Linked DNA regions of Mus musculus: region 1 is linked to region 2. Evidence: chromatin contacts called from ENCODE Hi-C or POLR2A ChIA-PET data. All regions are on one chromosome and are shown on one strand. Each heading gives the region's core, a stretch centred on a gene start or an enhancer-like site at or near the end of the contact. The rest is flanking DNA. Distances are from core to core; before and after follow the strand shown. Region 1 holds the start of Treml2 (triggering receptor expressed on myeloid cells-like 2). Region 2 holds the start of Ccnd3 (cyclin D3).

What was found. A loop is a pair of places that touch in the nucleus more often than their neighbours do. ChIA-PET counts read pairs that join two places held with the same protein, here RNA polymerase II (POLR2A).
Region 1: a map of regulatory T cell shows a loop between it and region 2 (4-fold over the local background). The contact joins the promoter of Treml2 here to the promoter of Ccnd3 in region 2. A Hi-C loop is called at or near these places in 1 of 37 maps with a recorded cell type or tissue (regulatory T cell). POLR2A ChIA-PET finds 5 or more read pairs at or near these places in 1 of 5 experiments (embryonic stem cell).

Annotation. Positions count from the first base shown.
Region 1 is chr17:48,298,522-48,302,175 of GRCm38, forward strand. Treml2 (triggering receptor expressed on myeloid cells-like 2) reads left to right here and starts at 1,517. Exons shown (of 5, transcript NM_001033405.2): 1 at 1,517-2,075. The coding sequence starts at 2,006.
Region 2 is chr17:47,592,023-47,595,539 of GRCm38, forward strand. It overlaps Ccnd3 (cyclin D3), which reads left to right and starts at 1,445. Exons shown (of 5, transcript NM_007632.2): 1 at 1,445-1,830; 2 at 2,712-2,927. The coding sequence starts at 1,633.

The DNA.
Region 1 (3,654 bases), core at 267-2,766, 710 kb after region 2:
GGAGAAACTGGAGGCCAGGTCTGCTTTGGTATATAAGTTGTGCACCTCAGTTGTTTGTTCTGGGGTCTGAAACCAAACCCTGGGACTCTGAGGATGGAACTCAGGTCCTTTGGCTTCTCAAAAGCCCCCTTACCTGCTGAGCCGTCTTGCCAGTGAACTTCATTGGTTTGGGAGTGCAGTTTAGGGTACAATTCATCTTGGCTGAGCAGCCAAGGTGGGGGCAGCTTGGAGCAGCGTGGGCTTCACAAACAGAAAACAGAGTCCTAAATGTGTCAACTGACATTCTAGTCAGTCAGTCAGCCTCCTAGAAGGTTCAACATCAGGTGCAGATCTTTCCAGGAACTTCTGTTCACAGTATTAAATACATTTCTCTCCCTCAAAAGATAATGTGTCTCAGTGTCCCTTTGAATGTCACATCAGAGCCCTTTCATCCTTTCCCCATAGTGTTCAGGGCCATGCAGAGCAAGCACACTGTAAGAACTAATGAATGAATGGATGGATGAATGAATGAATGAATGAATGAATGAATGAGTTTAAAATGTGAGAAATTTGAAGAGAGCAAAACTACAATTCCTTTGGTCTGGGACTTGGGAGTTCAAGTTCGTGTAAAGACTTTGGCTGTGCAAATGGCAGAACTTTTTGTTCAGTGTCCTAAACAAGTAGAGGGATCCCATATAATCACGGAGTCCCCTGAGCCTCCATAATCCACAAGAGCAGGTTGCACAGCTGTTGGACATCAGTAGAGTCTTTTGATTCTTTGGAGACAGAGGGATGGGTGGAGTCTTGGGCCAAATGCTGGGTCATTTTAGCTAGAGCCGGGTGGCTGTAGAAGAGAGATATGGTTGAGGGGAGGAAGTTGAAGAGACAGAACTGTGTGCTCCAAGGTGGCCTAAGCCTGCAGAACAAGGGGAGGGAGGGGCTCTGAGGGCGGGGTCATTTGAGAGGAGGTGGGGGAGGGGAAGGTTTACCTCACTTCAAGAAGCCTGGAAGCCTTGGAGCAGTGGAAGGCTAGAGAAAATTGCTGGGTGACTTAGGACCAGGAAAAACAGAGCCAGGGAAATACGGGAAGAGGGAGAGGGAGAAGGAGAGGGGAGAGGGGAGAGGGGAGAGGGGAGAGAGGAGAGGGGAGAGGGGAGAGGGGAGAGGGGAGAGGGGAGAGGGGAGAGGGGAGAGGGGAGAGGGGAGAGGGGAGAGGGGAGGAGAGGGGAGGAGAGGGGAGAGGGGAGAGGAGAGGGGAGGAGAGGGGAGAGGGAGAGGCTGCGCGCACGTGTGTGTGTGTGTGTGTGTGTGTGTGTGTGTGTGTGAGAGAGAGAGAGAGAGAGAGAGAGAGAGAGAGAGAGAGAATTTTAAAATTTGCATCTTGTTTCCCCCATGACAAAAATAAGCCCGCACGTGAGTCCGTGAGAGGTTATTTGCAACTGTGAGCAGGAGTGACTGAAGTGACTAGCCTGGACAGAGGAGGGTCAGGGTGACTGAAGGAGTCCATTTTACCAGACTAAAGACCTTCCTTCTGAAGGAGTATGTCAAGGCCTGCCAGAGAGCACCTGCTCCTGAATCTCAGAACCCAGAAGATCCCATGAAGTCTCTACAGAATGTTCCAGAAGCCTCTCCTCCAGTTCCCCGAGTGGAGGACCAGCTGCTGTGAATGAGGAGACACCCCAGATGGATCCAGTTTTCTGCAGAGAATCACAGACATTGTGGGGTTCTGGAGTTTTCTCTGGCCCAGGGGCCCCAAGACAGGGTGGAGCAGCCACACCTGCCTGAAGTTCTGAGGAAGAGGGCGGAAACAGACAGCTCCCGCCCTCGCCCTCACCCTCACTTTCTCTCCCCACAATTGTGATAGGCTCCACTGGGGGCATTGTGTGCCACAGGGGCTCACTTCCCCAAACAGGCAACTGTGGTTTTTCAGAGCCTGCCGTCCAACCCTGGGAGGTCAGGTGGCATGCCTGGGATCAGTGTGGGTCCTGCCCCTCGATCCCCGGGCTGACTGTGACATTGCATCTGGATGGAGCCATGGCCTCTTACGTTCCTGCTGTTGCTGCTGCTGCTGCTGTGGCTACAGGGCTGTGTCTCAGGTGAGAGGCAGGGGTGGGGGTGGGGTTGGTAGAAGAGAAAGACTACTTCCCCTGTCTACCCCACACTGCCTCTTCTTGTTCCACTATCTTAATGTTTTGTGGGTTGGGGAAGGAGGGTGGGCTGACCGGTCTTTACCAGAGACCAGTGAGAATGTCCCCTGCTAATATCTGGCCCCAGGCAGAGCTTAGACAGGCTAAGATGTAGCTGTATCCTCTATATTGGCCTTCATCTAGTGGGTTCCCTTGTAACGAAGAATGAGCATTTAATTTTCTCACAGAAATGACCTCTGTTTGGCCTTTGTCTGACTGGTGCCAGTATGAGTTCTTGTATCAAGTCTGCACACTTTAAATTTCGTTTTCTCGGAATGCTGATGCCACATCCGGTCCCTCAGCTCTGACTGGAAGGGAACCAATCCCCAAAGGCCCTTCCCAACTAGAGGCTACTCTGCAAGGGGCTCACTGGTTTCGACCTTCCTGACTGCCGAGGCAACCGCTTACCACTTCCTGTTCTGTTCTGGCTAGAGTAAGGGCTGGCAAACCCTCCCTTCACCAAGTGACAGAAAATACATGGGCACAAACGAACCTGGGACCCCAAAAGGCTTCTTCCAGGTCTCTGCCACTCTGCAGGGAGAAGGGTCTCGAAACCCTGGGCTGAGCCGAGGTGAATTCGAGGCCTGTTCTGTTCTGTTTACTTGGCAAGGGAGGAACAGACCTTAGAGCTTCAGCTACAAGCTGTTGGAAACAAGGGCAGGTGGCTTCTGGGTCTTCACTGTACCCTCTCCCTCCCTCCATCTCTTGAATTGCCCTGCTCTGCTTTCTTCAACAGACTGGATTATGAAGGGCACAGAACTCATTCATGTCTTCATTCATATTCATTCTCTCTGTCTCTCTGTCTCTGTCTCTTTCTCTCTCTCTCTCTCTCTCTCTCTCTCTCTCTGTGTGTGTTATACACACACGTGTATGCACTCCAGTCCATCCCCTTCCCCCTTCCCTGCCCCCCCCCCCAAACCCATCCCTGGTGTTACAGGTACAAATTAGAGATGGGATTTTGTTTCCAGGCTAGCCTGATCTCACTAGGTATCCCAGGCTAGTCTTAAACTCAGGATCCCCCTATTTCAGTCTCCTTCATGCTATTACAGGCTTGGGCCACATCTCACTCCTAGGTATAGAGACTCTACCATCCATGGCCAGCCTGTGGTCCGCAGGCCCCAAGCATCCTGGCACAGCCATGATTTGCCTGGTGCATCTACAGATGTCAAAGTCAAGTCCCGATGACAAAAAGTTGGATGGACAGTGAATACTGTATCTGTTGGCTGGCTCATCCATGGGACTTAAGTGTGTGTGGTGTGCTTAATCTGTGTGTTAATATAGGGTATTTAAAAATTAAGGACCATGGAGAGTGCTACTTAAAAGGTATCCAATAGGGGCAGGGGTGTGGCTCAGTGGTTAGAGTGCTTGCCTACCCTGCTCGAGATACGAGGCATGGTGTTCCCCACAACCCCAAACAAGACATAAAGAAGAGAGTGTCCAGGTAGGAGAGAAAGAGGAAGGGAGACTACTATTGGGAGAAATAATTCTT
Region 2 (3,517 bases), core at 195-2,694:
TTTTTTCCCTTGATTTTTGTTTTTGAGACATAGTCTCATGATATTAGCTCCTCCTGACCTAGAACTCTTATTTAGACTAGGCTGGCTTTGAACTCAAAGAAATCTGCTTGCCTCTGTCTTCAAAGTGCTGGGATTAAAGGGGTGCTCTGTCATGCCTGTCTTCCTTCCTTCCTTCCTTCCTTCCTTCCTTCCTTCCTTCCTTGTTATTTGAGTCATCTGACATGGGTCTGGCTGGCCTGGAATTCTCCATGGGCTATTATCATTTGGTTTGCTTGGTTTTGTGATAAAATCTTATATAGCCCAGGCTGCTCCTGAACTCATTAGGAAGCAGACAGTGACCTTAATCTTCTGATCGTTTCTGGGTTCTGCAGTGCTGGGGATTGAGCCCTGGGCTCTGAGCATGCTAAGCAAGAGCTCTACCACCTGAGATATATCTGCAGCCCACCCCCTGCCACCGTGTGTGTGTGTGTGTGTGTGTGTGTGTGTGTGTGTGTGTGTGTGGAGAGAGAGAGAGAGAGAGAGAGAGAGACTCTAGGCAGGCCTTGAATTGTCTGTATAGTGGATAGTGGATCCTGGTGTTAAGCCAACACTTCCCTGGGTCTGAGATTACTGGCTTGCTCCACCACAGCCAGCACCAAATGGCTTTTTATATGCTGATTTTGACCAACACTGCTCACACCTCCGTTGGTGCAACGCAGTGTCCCATTCAGCAGACCTGAGAAACTGCATTTCTTCTTTTGCTTTTTATTTTCGTTGTGTATGTGCATGAAGGTGTGTGCGCACATGCTACATACAGCCTTGGTGTAGAAGTCAGAGGACAGCTTATGGGAGTTGCTCTCTTCTCTTCCATCATGTGGGTCCCAGGGATCACACTCAGGTTGCCAGACTTGATGCCAGGATAGTTTACCCTCTGAGCCATTGAATCGGACAGAAACTACATGCTCCCAGATGCTGCTGCAGATCTGCGCAATTCGTTAAAGTAGACGAGATTCTAAGTCAAGTTTCCCGACGGACCAACAATGAGATCTTTGCAGCTACTATTGTGCCTCAGTATCATGGTCTGCAAAATAAAGCCCAACTCGAGGCCATTCCTAGAAGCCACTTTAGGGTAGGAGTGACCCAACTATGTACAAAGTTATGACCACATTCCCTAGAGCAATGAAATATGACGTATACACGAAGGAATAACTTTTGGCGCCTAGTTCTTTCCTGGGTGGCTAGAATCGCGACGGGGCCCATTGATGGGGAAGAGGGCACCCTTCCAGAAAGTTCTCTCTACCCTCTTGGTCAGAAGGGACCCGAGGGCCCGGAAGCGTGCGGGCCGGAGCCCAGCGGACCAATGGGGCTGCGGGGAGGGAGGGAGGGTATAGCGCCCGCCAGCCCTTTCCGACTGCGGCCCCGCCCCTTAGAACGTTGTGACGTAGGAGCATTCCACGGTTGCTACATCGTCGCGAGGGGCGGGGCGCCTGTCAGGGAAGCGGTGCGCGCGGGTGGCGGGCGGGCTGGGGCTTCTCCGCACAGTGCCAGCGCCAGCGCCAGACCCGCCCGCACCCCGCGCTCTCCCTCACGCGCGTCGCTTCTCCTAGGACTCGCTAACCCGCACTCTTGCTCTCACCCGTGAGCCATCGCAGGATGGAGCTGCTGTGTTGCGAGGGCACCCGGCACGCGCCCCGGGCCGGGCCCGACCCGCGGCTGCTTGGGGACCAGCGTGTCCTGCAGAGTTTACTCCGCCTGGAGGAGCGCTACGTGCCGCGAGCCTCCTACTTCCAGTGCGTGCAAAAGGAGATCAAGCCGCACATGCGGAAGATGCTGGCATACTGGATGCTGGAGGTAAGGCCCGAACGGGTCCCCTCTCCTCACCCCACCCCCACCCCCGGCTCTGGGACAAATTGAACTTTCCCTGTCGGATCTTTGCGATCCCGACCACAATCTGCAAGATGCTTTGGCGGCCCAGACTACTGGGGCCTGGCCTTTTCACACAGGCGCCCTAAGCAGCTGCCTGCGTTCTGTCCCTTTCCTTTCCCCAATCCTGATCGGCTTCTTCTGTGATTTCCAGTCACTTGGCACTGTAACTAAACTTCACTTTGGGTCGGGAAAGCGGGCTAAGGGCCACTCTTTCCCCAGTGGCTTTCCTCGGTGTCTCCTGCTTCCTTCTTCACCCGGTGCTCTCTGGAGGGCGCGTTTGGAAAACCCTGGCCTCGGCCGCCTTAGCCCCAGAACTGGTTCCTGTGTCTATCGCGGGGTTCTGGCGGGGGAAACTGGTGGGTGGGGGTGGCGCAGGCTCGGTTCCGGTCCACAGGGAAATGAAAAGTGCGGGAGACCGCGGCAGGAGTTCCCTCCCTTCCCCCTGGGAGTGTGTGTGCAGTGGGTGGCGGTAATGAGGGTAAGGTCCCAATTCTCTCTAGGTGACCCTTCCGTCCCCCTTCCGCTCGCCGTGGGGGAGGGGAGTCTGGAATCCTTCGTGAGCATGGGCTTCTCTTTTACACCCCCTACTCCGGGGTGGGGAAGAGACCATGCAGAGGAAGTGGGGGGGTCACCTTGGGGAGGGCACATCCTCCTCGGTTATTGATACTTGTCGCTCTAAGTTTATCCCTTCTCGGTTTATTTTTTGCTTCGCATTCCACTCTCCCTCCACCCCCCACCCCCACTTCTCCACGCTGCCGTGTTTCACTTGGTCCTTCCCTAGCAATGACTCGTGCGCCCTCCCTCAGGTGTGTGAGGAGCAGCGCTGCGAGGAGGATGTCTTCCCTCTGGCTATGAACTACCTGGATCGCTACCTGTCCTGCGTCCCCACCCGAAAGGCGCAATTGCAGCTTCTAGGTACCGTCTGCCTGTTGCTGGCCTCCAAGCTGCGCGAAACCACGCCCCTGACTATTGAGAAGCTTTGCATCTATACGGACCAGGCTGTGGCTCCATGGCAGTTGCGGGTGCGTGCGGAATCCTCCCCCCCCCCCCCCGCCCCTCCACCAAACATACGATCGCCCTATGTACTAGTAAAAGAAAAGCCAAGCTCACTCCCTCACCCACCAACCCTCCCTTCGCCCCTGGCTGGTATTTTGGGACAAAGGCCTTGTAGTGTGGTCGTGGTGCTTCGGTTGCAAGCTTAAAACTAAATGAATCCCTTTCCTCTGGCCGCAGTGGGGTTCCACTCCTAACTCGCCCCCCCCCCCCCCAATAGCAACAAGTCCAATTGCGGGTCTATACACCAGTACTTTGCCTCTGGGTTTACACAGCCACCGTGAGTTATTTATTGGCAGCAGCAGGGCATGTCTGCACACCCCCACCGGAGTGGAATGTGCTTCACGTGGGGGAGGGGGCTGCCTTGCATGAGCCTTTATCCCCGTGTGGACTTTGTGATGGAAAAGCCTCCCGGAGCTGATTAAAGCCAGGCCCTGCTCGCTGGAAGGAAGCGCTGAGGTGTTTTCATCCCTTTCCCTCCTATCCCCGAAGACACCGCTCTTTTCTAAACCCTCCCTTTCTTGTCTTCCTTCTGAAAAACTCGAGCAGCTGCTCTGGG